2 separate regions of the Homo sapiens genome follow, and region 2 is linked to region 1. A link is an interaction called in ENCODE POLR2A ChIA-PET data of the cell type or tissue named here. Cell type or tissue: PC-9. All regions are shown on one strand. Links, peaks and the distances in the headings refer to the core of each region. The heading gives the core; the rest is flanking DNA. Region 1 overlaps LOC105378669 (a long non-coding RNA gene). Region 2 overlaps TRIT1 (tRNA isopentenyltransferase 1).

Evidence for each region. ChIA-PET counts read pairs that join two places held together with the same protein. Peaks named below come from ENCODE experiments on the same cell type or tissue, not always from the same donor. Only the 100,000 strongest peaks of a DNase experiment are listed, where the experiment ranks them.
Region 2: POLR2A ChIA-PET joins it to region 1 with 11 read pairs; 4 of 35 experiments call an interaction of 5 or more read pairs at or near these places.

What each region holds. Positions count from the first base shown.
Region 1 is chr1:40,029,895-40,036,265 of GRCh38, reverse strand. All of the region lies in intron 2 of LOC105378669 (a long non-coding RNA gene), which reads left to right. Among named protein-coding and RNA genes, the nearest start is that of CAP1, 7.6 kb to the left of the region's middle. In PC-9, for the core only: a CTCF peak has its summit at 3,781 (motif pointing right); a DNase peak (open chromatin) is centred at 5,385; H3K27ac peaks cover 666 bases.
Region 2 is chr1:39,848,874-39,855,244 of GRCh38, reverse strand. It overlaps TRIT1 (tRNA isopentenyltransferase 1), which reads left to right. Exons shown (of 11, transcript NM_017646.6): 3 at 1,177-1,275; 4 at 2,369-2,514; 5 at 4,984-5,126. Among named protein-coding and RNA genes, the nearest start is that of MYCL-AS1, 31 kb to the left of the region's middle. In PC-9, for the core only: no CTCF peak of the experiment used is centred there; DNase peaks (open chromatin) are centred at 2,174 and 2,724; H3K4me3 peaks cover 320 bases; H3K27ac peaks cover 1,994 bases.

The sequences.
Region 1 (6,371 bases), core at 977-5,976:
CCCCATCCCCAGAAAGTTTTCCCACAGTTCCTGCTTCTTTGTATTGCTAACTTTTTTTTTCTTTTTTTTTTTTTGAGACAGAGTCCTGCTCTATCACCCAGACTGGAGTGCAGTGGCATGATCTCAGCTCACTGCAACCTCCACCTCCCAGGTTCAAGCGATTCTCCTGCCCCAGCCTCCAGAGTAGCTGGGATTATAGGCACACACCACCATGCCAGGCTAATTTTTGTATTTTTAGTGAAGGGGGGTTTCACAACATTGGTCAGGCTGGTCTCAAACTCCTGACCATGTGATCTGCCCGCCTGAGCCTCCCAAAGTGCTGGGATTACAGGTGTGAGCCACCGTACCCGGCCTTCTTTTTTTTTTTTTTTTTTAAGACAGAATCTTGCTCTTAGCCAGGCTGGAGTGCAGTGGTATAATCATAACTCACTGCAGCCTTTAACTCCTGGATTCAAGTGATCCTCCCACCTCAGCCTCCGGAGGAGTACCTGGGACTACAGGCACATGCCACCATGACTAGCTACTTTTTGTATTTTTTGTAGAGCTGGAATCTTGCTATGTTGCCCAGGCTGGTCAGGAACTCCCGGCCTCAAGCAATCCTCCTGCCTTGGCCTCCCAAAGTGCTGGGATTACAGGCATGAGCCACTGCACCTGGCCTGTATTGCGACCTTTGGACTCAAAGTTAGGCCAGGTGTGGTGGCTCATGCCTGTATTCCCAGCATTCTGGGAGGCTGGGGTGGTAGGAACACTTGAGCCCAAGAGTTCAAGACCAGCCTAAGCAACATAGTGAGACCTCATCTCAAGGAAAAAAATTTTAAATAAAAAAACCCACAAAAGCAAAATTGGGCCTGTGCCCTTGGCTGTAAATGAGACCAAATAAATCAGTTACGAATGTGAATGCTTTTGCCCACAGATAACAGAAAACTTGACTGTAGTCACCTTTTTAAAGTCAGTTTTTCTCACATACAAGAAAAATGAAGGTAGGCAGTTTTACTGGCTCAGTAATGTCAGAGCTGATATTTCTGCAATTCACTTCACCTTACCCTTGTGGTTGCAAGTTGGCTGTTGCAGCCCTAGTGCCATCAAATCAGGTTTAAGGGACAAGGAAAGAGGAAGGGGAATGTGCAGCGTTTGAAATGGGAAAGCTGACATTTTCTAAGGAACCCACAAAGCATACCCTGCTTCCTGTCTCATAGCCAGATCTAACAGCAAATACTTCAGCTTGTTTGCCCCTGAGAGGAACACAGATGCATTTCACGGTGTTTTTGAGGGCCCCTAGAGGGCCTAAGCCCAGTTATCCATAGCAGTAACCACTCATTAACAAACCCAAGTTAGCTTTTCTCCTTTCCCTAACTTACTTGTGTTAGGGAATCCAAATTAAAGAGAATGGAATTGGCTGAGTCTGCTACACGCGGAAAGTGACAGTGAGCACTGCCAGCTTTGATAGTGTAAGGTGCGTGCTCACTGTCTTGTCTCTCTGTCTCTTATGTTTGGGATATTGTCCAAACATACAAAGGGGTTACAGATTCTGAGTGTACAATAAGAATGATAGGTGTCCACTATAATAAACACTTGTGACTGCCTGACATCGAAATACACCCTTCTTTCTCTACTTACACTTCAAAAAACAAAACAAAACTCCAAACTGAAACAACCCTCCCTTTTATAACCTAAATTGTACTCACTATACTCACCTTCTACCCCCCAAAAAGAAATTATCTCAAATCCTCATCAGTAACTTCATCCAGCAACAAGTCCAGGATCTCTGAATCATGTTCATTCTTTCTCCAGTTCATAATAATCCTGCCTCAATAGTCTGTATGGACTGAACTTTATTTATTTATTTATTTATTTATTTATTGAGATGGAGTCTCACTCTGTCACACAGGCTGGAGTGCTAAGGCTTGATTTCACCTCACTGTAACCTCTGCCTCCCAGCTTCAAGCGATTCTCCTGCCTCAGCCTCCCGAGTAGCTGGAATTACAGGCGTGTGCCACCATGTGGACTGAACTTTAAAGTTAACCACTATAACGTGCCACACCCTATATATATTCATGGGAGAAAGGGAAATGAAAGGAGAAGAAAATTCAATACAACATGTAGATACTTAACTGGCTTGGCGAAAAACTTTCTGTAACTGATCACAAAGCCTTAGTTATCTTTGACTTCATATATCCACTACCCATTCTATATCTTCTTTGTCTTCAGCCAGCACCTCAGTTCACTAGTGTCATAGAGATGGAAAGAGAAAGAGGCATGAAGAAGGCATGCCACTGTCCTAAACATCCTGATCTAGAAGTGGGAAATATTAATTTCACTTACATTTCATTGACTAGAACTTAATCATATAGCTTCTGTTTGGGGCTATAACTGAGTTTCCTATAGGTGACCAAACCCTCTTTCTTGTGGGATTGGAGACCTTGGTGGTCCATCCTGTATAATGTTTTCACAATTTTCCATTAATTTTTAGCACCGGATTTAGAAGAAGTAGGAGGTACCCCTAGTATTCTTTGGGTTATATGCATAATCCTACAAGCTATTGTATAGTGACATTTCTCTTTTACCTTGAAAATAGACCCATTTACCTGAGCTAACCATCATAACCGGTGCAGGTTAAGTTTAACATCAGGCTGTCCATGGGAGATAGCCCTGATTTGTAGCAATTGGCAACTTTTGTGGTGTAAATACTCTCACTACAATCAATTGCAAGCTACCAAGGTTATGTCACTGAATGTAGAGTTGAGAAAAATGCACTGTGGTATGCAGAACTATTGTGCTCCAAAGGTGTGCACATCCTAATCTTTGGGACCTGTGACTATCTTACCATAAATGGGAAAGGGGACTTTGCAATGTGGTTAAATTAAGAATCTTGAGATGAGGAGATTATCCTAGATTATCCAGGTAGGCCCATCCAGGTAGGCCCAATGTAATCACATGGATCCTTGTAAGGGAAAGAGGGAAACAGGAAAGTCAGAGTCAAGAAGCTCAGAAGTCAGACAAAGCTCAGAAGTCAGACGAAGCTCAGAAGAAGCAATATTACAATGAAAGCAGAGGTCACAGTGATGTGACCAAGGCCACATTTTCCCCTAGAGCCTCCAGAAGGAGCACTGTTGAGCTGTGGCGTGGGGGCAATGGTATTAAAAGGATAATGGTATCGGCTGGATTTGTTAATGGCTTCTGAAGTCTTGAAAAAAGAAGTAAGATCTGGCTGGGACAGGTGGCTCACTCCTGTAAACCTAGCACTTTGGGAGCCCGAGGTGGGTGGATAACCTGAGGTCTGGAGTTTGAGACCAGCCAGGCCAACATGGCAAAACCCCATCTCTACTAAAAATACAAAAATTAGCTGGGCATGGTAGCACATGCCTGTAATCCCAGCTACTTGGGAGGCTGAGGCAGGAGAATCTCTTGAACCCAGGAGGCAGAGGTTGCAGTGAGCCGAGATCACACTACAGCACCCCAGCCTGGGTGACATAGTGAGACCCCCATCTCAAAAAAAAAAGAAGTAAGATCATGTTAATTATCAACTCCAGTATGGAAGTCAACTCTGGCTGGAGTGATACACTGCACAATTATATATTTATTTGCTTCTCCTTCATCAGCCACTTCTTTCTGTCGCTTTCCCTGACTTCTCTGCTGCATATGCCAGTTCCTAAAAGTCCAGTCTTAGTTATTATCTTTATTCCAATGCCTCTCTGGTATGTCTGCTATCCTTTTATGTAGCTTTAGTTTCTAGAACATCTTGCTTCAACTCCGCTCAATAACATTGGACAATGTGCCAGTGAGTCACCACAAGATGGCAGCCTTGCTAATTTTGGCTGCACTGAATTCAGTTATTCATTCCTTCAAGTTGGACGGATAGGGGAGGTTCTGAATAAGACTTTAATCTTACTTATTTAACATTTCTTGAGAGCTTGCTCAATAATGGGTCTTTTAACATATTAGTGTTTTGTCTTTTAATGGTGAAAGCTAGGATTATCCCCTTTGCAGATTAGAAAACTGAAGTTGAAAATGATTAACTTGTTCAAAGTCAGGACCTAGATTTGAAACCAGAGTTTTCTGAGTCCAGAGCCAGTGTTCTTTCTATTACATAACTGAATCATAAGCTGCAACAGTATTGTTTAAGGTTTTTTTTTTAAATTATAAGTAACAAGCTGGGCATGGTGGCTCATGCCTGTAATCCCAGCACATTGGGAGGCTGAGGCTGGCGGATCACTTGAGGTCAGGAGTTCGAGACCAGCCTGGCCATCAAGGTGAAACCCTGTCTCTACCAAAAGATACAAAAAATTAGCCAGGCATGGTGGCTTGCACCTGTAGTCCCAGCTACTCGGGAGGCTGAGGTGGGAGGGGAATTGTTTGAACCCGGGAGGTGGAGGTTGAAGTGCAGTAAGCCAAGATCATGCCACTGCACTCCAGCCTGGGTGACAGAGTGAGACCCTGTCTCAAAAACAAAACAAAACAAAATAAAATTACAAGTAACAGAAAACCAACTTGAGCCAGTTTAACAGCAACAACACAACAAAGTATTTGCAGTACCTCATGGAAACTTGGGATAGAAATGATGCCCTGGCTTTAAAAGAGAGAACAGAGATAGGGATTGGAAAGCCTTCAAGGTGTGGGGGAAGAAAGAAAGAAAAATGGGGAAAGGAAAGGGAAAGGAAAAGCTGGGGAGGCCCAAGAGATTAAGTTCTGTCCCATCCCCCATTTAACTAGACTGGCTTCATTTTAATGCATTTTACGTATCAGGGCCCCATGCAATGTATTTACTTGAAAATTAAGGATTCACTACATTATTATTATTATTGAGACAGAGTCTTGCTCTTTCACCCAGGCTGGAGTGCAGTGGTGCTATCTTGGCTCACTACAACCTCCATCTCCCAGGTTTAAACGATTCTCCTGCCTCAGCTTCCCAAGCAGCTGGGATTACAGGCACATGCCACCATGCCTGGCGAATTTTTGTATGTTTTATAGAGATGGGGTTTCACCATGTTGGCCAGGCTGCTCTCGAACTCTTGGCCTCAAGCGAGCCATTCGCCTCAGCCTCCCAAAGTGCTGGGATTACAGGTGTGAGCCACCATGCCCAGCCCTAGGGATTTTTTTTCTAATTGTTCACTCTAATAAGTAAAATTATAATGAATATGTTATCATGTTGCCATAGGCAGTACATGAAATCATAAAGTAATTCCATTTCCCCTGACTCTTACAAGTTTTCTTAGGGGAGCATGGGGGTGGGTGTAGTCACAGACAGTTCTGGCCTGTGGCCAAAGTCCAGTGCTACTTAAGTCTTCCCTCGCTGTGCCCTAAGACCGCAAATATTTAGTAAGCATCTAACTGCATGCCAGGCACTGCTGAAAACTGTGGATACAATGGTGAATAAAACAGGCACAGTCTGTCATCTTGGAGCTAACAATCTAGTGACAAAGACAGACACCAAACAGATACTGTACTAAATAATTACAAGAATCATAAGCAAAGTGCTGCCAAACAGAAGTTCAGAAGTATAAGGAAACACATAACAGGGCGAGCTGATTTAATCTGGAAGGATTAGGGCAGGATGCCCTGAGGAAATGCTATTTAATATGAGATCTGATGGATGAGTATGAATTAGCCAGACAACAGAATAGAGCAGAGAGGAAAAGTATGAAGTCCCAAAGGTGAGAGACAGCATGGTAGGTTCAAGGAATTGAGAAAAGATTAGTGTGGTTGAGCACAGAGAATAAAAGGAAATGAGATGAGACTGAGGCAAAATAAATAGCAGGGTCCAGATCATGCACAACCTGTGTGTTATATTAAAGATTTTGAAATCTATTCCAAGGGAAGTCACTGAAGGACTTTAAACTGAGAACATGCACGGTCCTATTTGTGTTTGAACAAGAACATTCTAGCCATAGCATGAAGAAGGGCCAAAGTGAATGCAAGGAGGCCAGAGAAGTTAGCTGTTGAAGAAGTCCAGGCAAGAGATGATGATGGCTTGGACTGCAGTGGCAGCAGTAGGGATGAAAAGAAGTGGACAGATTTAGCCGGGCGCGGTGGCTCACGCCTGTAATCCCAGCACTTTGGGAGGCCAAGGTGGGCGGATCACCTGAGGTCGGGAGATCGAGACCAGCTTTATCCGCAAGGAGAAACCCTGTCTCTACTAAAAATACAAAAATTAGCTGGGCATGGTGGTGCATGCCTGTCATCCCAGCTACTCGGGAGGCTGAGGCAGGAGAATCGCTTGAACTTGGGAGGCAGAGGTTGTGGTGAGCCAAGATTGTCCATTGCACTCCAGCCTGGGCAACAAGAAAGAAACTCCGTCTCAAAAAAAAAAAGAAAGAAAAAAGAAAAAAGGAGTGGACAGATTTGAGAGTGAGTGATCTAGGAGGTGGAAATGA
Region 2 (6,371 bases), core at 632-5,631, 180 kb after region 1:
TCTGTCTCTATGCCTGCAGATTGGCTGGCAAGGAGAAATGTGTAAATGATTATTTACCTGGATATTGAAAGTCTTTTAAAAAAAGTTATTTTCGGCCAGGCACGATGGCTATCGCCTGTAACCTCAGCACTTTGGGATGCTGCAGTGGATGGATTGCTTGAGCTCAGGAGTTCAAGATCAGCCTGGGCAAGTAACATCGTGAAACCTTACCTCTACAAAAAATACAAAAATTAGCCAGATGTGGTGGCATGTGCTTGTAGTCCCAGCTACTTGGTGGCGGGAGCTGAGGTGGGAGGATGACTCGAGCCCTGGGAGGTTGAGGCTGCAGTGAACTGTTTTCGCGCCACTACACTCCAGTCTTGGTGACAGAGTGAGACCCTGTCTCAAAAAAAAAAATTATTCTCAGGAGCAAAGGCCGCCTTAAAGCAGATAATTATCTGTTCAACGGAGATTCTAAAGAGAAAAATTTAAAGTAGCAGAGATGAAAAAACAATAGTGGCTATAGTAAATTGAGTGCTTACTATTTTTTAGGCATTGTGATAGGGGATTTCTATGAATTGTCACATTTAAGGCTCATGGGGATTTTTACAGGTGAGAAAACTGAAACTCAGACAGGCTGAGTAATTGTCCAAGAGCTGAACCTGGAAATTGAAGTCTATTTATCTTCAGAACCTGTGCATCTCACTTAATTTGGTCAAGCCTCAAGTGGCAAAATGTGATAGTCTCTCCATGATGGTAGAGACTGACTAAGTCTAAGAACCTTAGAGAAACCAGCTTGTGTTTTGCCTTAGAAGGCAAAGTCATGCAATGGATGTCACCTTGATGGCCTCCTGAGCAGCTGACACTTGGTTCTGTGAGAGTCCTTGGGCTTGTGCTTATTGAACTGATTTGGAATACTAATAAAACTTTGACTTTTAGCAGCAAGACCTAGAAAGTTCTAGAACTGGAAGGAATTACCACTATGCATTTGTCTCTGGTTTCTGCAAGTCCCTCCAGAACTGATTGGACATGATTCTGGAAATTTGTTGGAAACACTGAGGGCTGGTATCAACGCATTTTGGTTCCCACCCTTTCTCCTCTGCTCTGCAGATAAATGAATGTGGTTTCTTGCTAATGGTGTCCTTCCAAAGTGAGTCAGGATTCTCTTGATATCGTGATATCTTTCTTAATGTTCACATTGAAGATATATTTGCCCGAGACAAAATTCCTATTGTTGTGGGAGGAACCAATTATTACATTGAATCTCTGCTCTGGAAAGTTCTTGTCAATACCAAGGTAAGTTTAGTTCACTCGTAACTCACTGAGGAAATGGATTGCTCTTTCTTGCTGTCTAATTTCAGTGGGAGAAAGGTTGACTCTTGCCTATTTCTTATACCCAGCAACTATAATTTTCCTACTTAATATTCTCAAGCAAATGCCACCTCCATGTGTGAAGTGTGTTCCTCCAGGCTGGTCTATGGGAAGGGGCTCTGTGTGGGAAAAATGTTGCTGTGTGGATTAATTAGCATCTCCATATAAATTAACAGTTCATTAGGCCAGGCGTGGTGGCTCACACCTGTAATCCCAGCACTTTGGGAGGCCAAGGTGGGTGGCTCACCTGAGGTCAGGAGTTCGAGACCAGCCTGGCCAACATGGTGAAACCCCATCTCTACTAAACCCCGTCTCTACTAAAAATACAAAAATTAGCCAGGCATGGTGGCACGCACCTGTAATCCCAGCTACTAGGGAGGCTGAGGTGGGAGGATCACTTGAGGCTTGAGGCGGAGGTTGCAGTGAGCTGAGATTGCGCCACTGTACTCCAGCCTGGGCAACAGAGCGAGACCCTGTCTCAAAAAAAAAAACAGATGCGATTCAAGAAAAAAATATGTATAATTCTTTAGAAAAATTATATTAAAAAAAACCCAGTACGTTAGCCATTAGCCTGATTCAGTATTTCCTGGCTGGCAGCACAGTATGTATATTAGGGAGATGTCCAACACTGACCTTATTTACGTAGGTGCTACTATGTAGGGTAAGACTGTGTAAACTGTAATTCACTGGCAATCCTGGTCTCCTTGTTCACCCTTGCTGAGAAGACTAGACTCCTGGATATGCTAAAATAGACATATTAGCCCTGGTACCTGTTTGAACTTCTGACAGGGAAGCAAATAGCCAGGTGTTTCCCTATGCTGTAAGTCTTCTGTCTTTTTTGTTTGCTGTGGCCTCATAGCACTTACCACAGCATATTGGAATTTTCTGTTTATGATCTCTCACTATATGGCAAGATCTTCTGATTATTCTGTATTCCTGACAGTTAGCAAAGTGCCTGGCACATACACTGTCTCAGTGTTGGTTGAATTAAATATACTTCTAAACCATCATTTAATAGCCCCAGGAGATGGGCACTGAGAAAGTGATTGACCGAAAAGTGGAGCTTGAAAAGGAGGATGGTCTTGTACTTCACAAACGCCTAAGCCAGGTGGACCCAGAAATGGCTGCCAAGCTGCATCCACATGACAAACGCAAAGTGGCCAGGTAAGAAAGCCTGGCGCGCTGACCCCAAATTCCTTTACAACTAGAGAGCAGTCAGTTCTTCAGTTTGCCCAGATGATGAGAGAGATTTGGTAATAGCAGTTAGTGGAGATTGATGTGTTGTTCTAGCTCAGCAGGTTGGGAGGCCCTGAGTTATTGCTTCAGTTCAACTCCCTCAATAAATAATTGCAGCCTACTTTGTTACATTTTAAATGCATAGTACAATATCGTTTTCCCCTAGGGCCTATATAATGTTGCTTCATTTTCTATTTGATCTTTGCTTGTATAACAGTTTTCATATACATTTTTTCTGGCATGCAGTTTGTTTACATTGTGATTTGGGTTTCATAACTGATTATGCAATGCCGTGTTCTGCCCCAGCAGCTTTCCCAGTGGGAGGTGGATTTTATTAACTGTCTCACAGATCAGCTCACCTTTGCACATGGAAACTATCTGGTAGGGAAGAGAGGTAGTGAATGAACTCACAAGGTCATGTTTTTTTAGGTTGTTTTGGAATTGCAGCCTCATGTTAGGTTTATTTTTCTGCAGTATTAGGAGTGATACCACTTCCAGCATAGTAGAACATCTAATGAAGGACCTGTTCTATTGATGGTTATACAGATTAAATATTAAAGTAACATCTCATATTCATAGGGGTTGTGAAGTATTCCACTCAAATGAATTTGATATTTTTCCTCCTAATTTTACCCCCCTCAGTGAAACTTAATGTTAGAATATAGGATTTAAAACATTCATTATTATTATTACTTTTTTTTTTTTTTTTTAAGAGATAGAGTCTTACTTTGTTGCCCAGGCTGGAGTACAGTGGCACAATCATGGCTCACTGCAGCCTTGACCTCCTGGGCTCAGATGTCCTCCTGCCTCGGCCTCCTGAGTAGCTGGGACTACGGGTGTGCACTACTATACCTGGCTAGTTTTTTAAATTTTTAATTTTTTTTAGAGATGTTTTGCTGTGTTGCCCAGGCTGGTTCCAAACTCCTAGGCTCAAGCGATCCTCCTGCCTCAGCCTACCGAAGTGCTGGGATTATAGTCATGAGCCACAGTACTCAGCCAAGAAAAGGATTTCTTCAGGTAGGGTTGTCCTTTGCACGGCAGGGGGGTGGGGCACAAATTGTAATATCTAAGTTTTTTCACCCCCTTAAAGGCAATGTATAACCTCATTAAGAATGCATGTTTTAGATTAATGAAGTTTATACTTTTCAGTATCCAAACATTTTAAACACTTTAATAGAAAACATTCAATTTTTTTTAAACCTAGGAACATTATGATAAACATTCATTTTTATATTGTTTTATTACATGATTCTAGAGCTTGGTGTTTATTCTCTCCTTTTACTAATCAGTTCTTTCTTATCACTTCTCATTTTGCTGCGTCTAAACGAGTAATGAGTTTGAGAATTTTTTCTTAGTAAGAGTCAATAGGTTCTAAGCAAGAGCTCTAGAGTCTCATTTAGAGAATGAGGACTTTCTTTTTTTTTAATCTTTCTTTTGGCTTGAGGCTGTATTTTAACTCCAGATAAGTGAGATATCTATTACTACATTTTTTCTCATAGATCTTCTTTGAGAAACCAGTGATACTGAAAGACAAGGGGGTCTACACTCTTGCGTTAGGGTTTCAGGAAGTAGAATTGGGTCAGGAAGAGAAAGATCACTTTCAGGCTGATAAGTTGCAATCACCCAGAGTGGTAGAGTGTAGATTTGGGAGTTAAATTACCTAGTGCTGCATAACATAATAGATACGGACAGAAGTGGATGGTGGCTTAAGAATAAGTATGTGAGTTCTTTTCTCAGTGATCTTTGTGCCAGTAGAGCACTGGATTAGCCAGGAGCATTCTTCATTAATTTGACATATTTAAAAAGAAAGCTGATGAGCTGGATGTACAACATGCTTTTGTACTGTGGGAAAGGCACGCCAGCCAGACCAGACTTGTTGGCTTGTTACAAAGTGTCCCAAACAAGCTCTTTTACTGTTTATCTGAAAGTGAGTGAGTACCATTCTGTTTGTGTAGAAGAAACCTGTTGTTTCTGAACCTATTTAACTGATTTCAGAATAATTTATATATCTTTAGAAAAATAATATTATTTCTTACTTTACCTAAAGTTTTCTTTAGTACCCTTTTCTGAGTAGCTGTAGGACTGGAGTAACCCTAGACCTTCATGTCTTTTGGAACTTAATGCAGTGAAAATGAGAATAAGCCTTTCTGCATGCCCCCTTTTTGAAGAGACAGGGTCTGTTGCTGCTTAGGTTGGTCTTGAACTCCTGAGCTCAAGCAGTCCTCCCAGTTTGGCCTCCTGAGTAGCTGGGACTACAGATGTGCACACTGTCGTGACTGGCTTTCAAGAAAGAGGCTTTCTGTAATAAACAGCCTTTCTCCTTGTTTTACTTGAGAATGAATATTTTCTATTGGTTTTTATGGGTGTGCCCCCTCCCTCCCCTTTTAAATTACTTAGGAGCTTGCAAGTTTTTGAAGAAACAGGAATCTCTCATAGTGAATTTCTCCATCGTCAACATACGGAAGAAGGTGGTGGTCCCCTTGGAGGTCCTCTGAAGTTCTCTAACCCTTGCATCCTTTGGCTTCATGCTGACCAGGCAGGTAACAGCCCTTTGATGCCCTAGAGTCCATCTGTGATGGAACTTGGAGTAATAAGTTACTGTATAGAAAATGCTGAGAACCATGGGTGGCTCATAATAAACACTAAACAAGTATTAGCTATTAATTTTATTATCATTATCATTATTTGTTGGCTTAGGCACAGTGCCATTCCCCTAGATATCTGTTTGGAAAGGGAGAAAGGATAGCCCTGGCATTAGGAGAAGACATCACAGGTAGAGTGGGATGGGATGGACGGAATGGGAAAGAGACTGCCATCCAGGGAAGGTCCAAAGGAGAAAAAGAAGGCAGTCTCTTGTGGAAGGTTGGCTGGAGGCTAGAATGTTCTAGAAGCAGTATGCCTTATAATTAGCTTGCTAGCCTGATGGTATTTTGTTGCTAAAGTATAATTATGTCCGTGATAGTAGTAACTTATTCATCCAGCAAACATTCAGTAAGCATTCAATGAAGTGCTGGGTATTCTGTGTGGTACTTCGGTTTCAGAGTTGAAGAGACAGTGCCTTTCCTTAAGGAATTCCCAGTCTAGTGGGACAACAGACAAGGAGATAGATACTATCTGTCTGTCTATTATTTATGTGATAAATGCTGGGCTAGATATATTTTCAGAGTGCTGTAGGGCCACAGAGAAGGGATGACGAATATTATCTTGGGGGGAGTCAGAGACCAGTTTGCAAAGGTAGCCTATGATAGGCCTGGAAAGATGACATCATTATGTGGACAAACAGTAGAGTGTAGCACTGAAGAGCACAGGCTCTTGAGGCAGACTGTCTAATAGCAAATTCCTGCTCCACTAGCTTCTAGTTATGTGAATTGTTAAGACAAATTAGTTTACCTTTCTGTTTCCCAATTCTCCTGTAAAATAGAGATAATAGTAATAACACATATTTCCTAGCTTCATCAAGGATTAGATGAATTAATACATATATAGTGCTCAGAATGTGCCTGACACATGACGGGTCCTCAATAAATGCAAACTTTCTAGGAAGGTTACTGTTGCTGTAGGCCAATAAATCACAATGATAGAGATGTAGAAGAACATAATTAAAATGGTGACAATCTGTTGTTAAATTAATCTGCCATAAATTGATAAAAAAGGTAATTTTTCAATAATGAAATTTTATAAACAAAAACTTTTACTCTACAGGCAGCATAAAATAATGGTATCTGATTCATAGTAAAGCTGTTTGTCACATCTGAACAATTACGACCTCTCACTCTTTGCTCCTT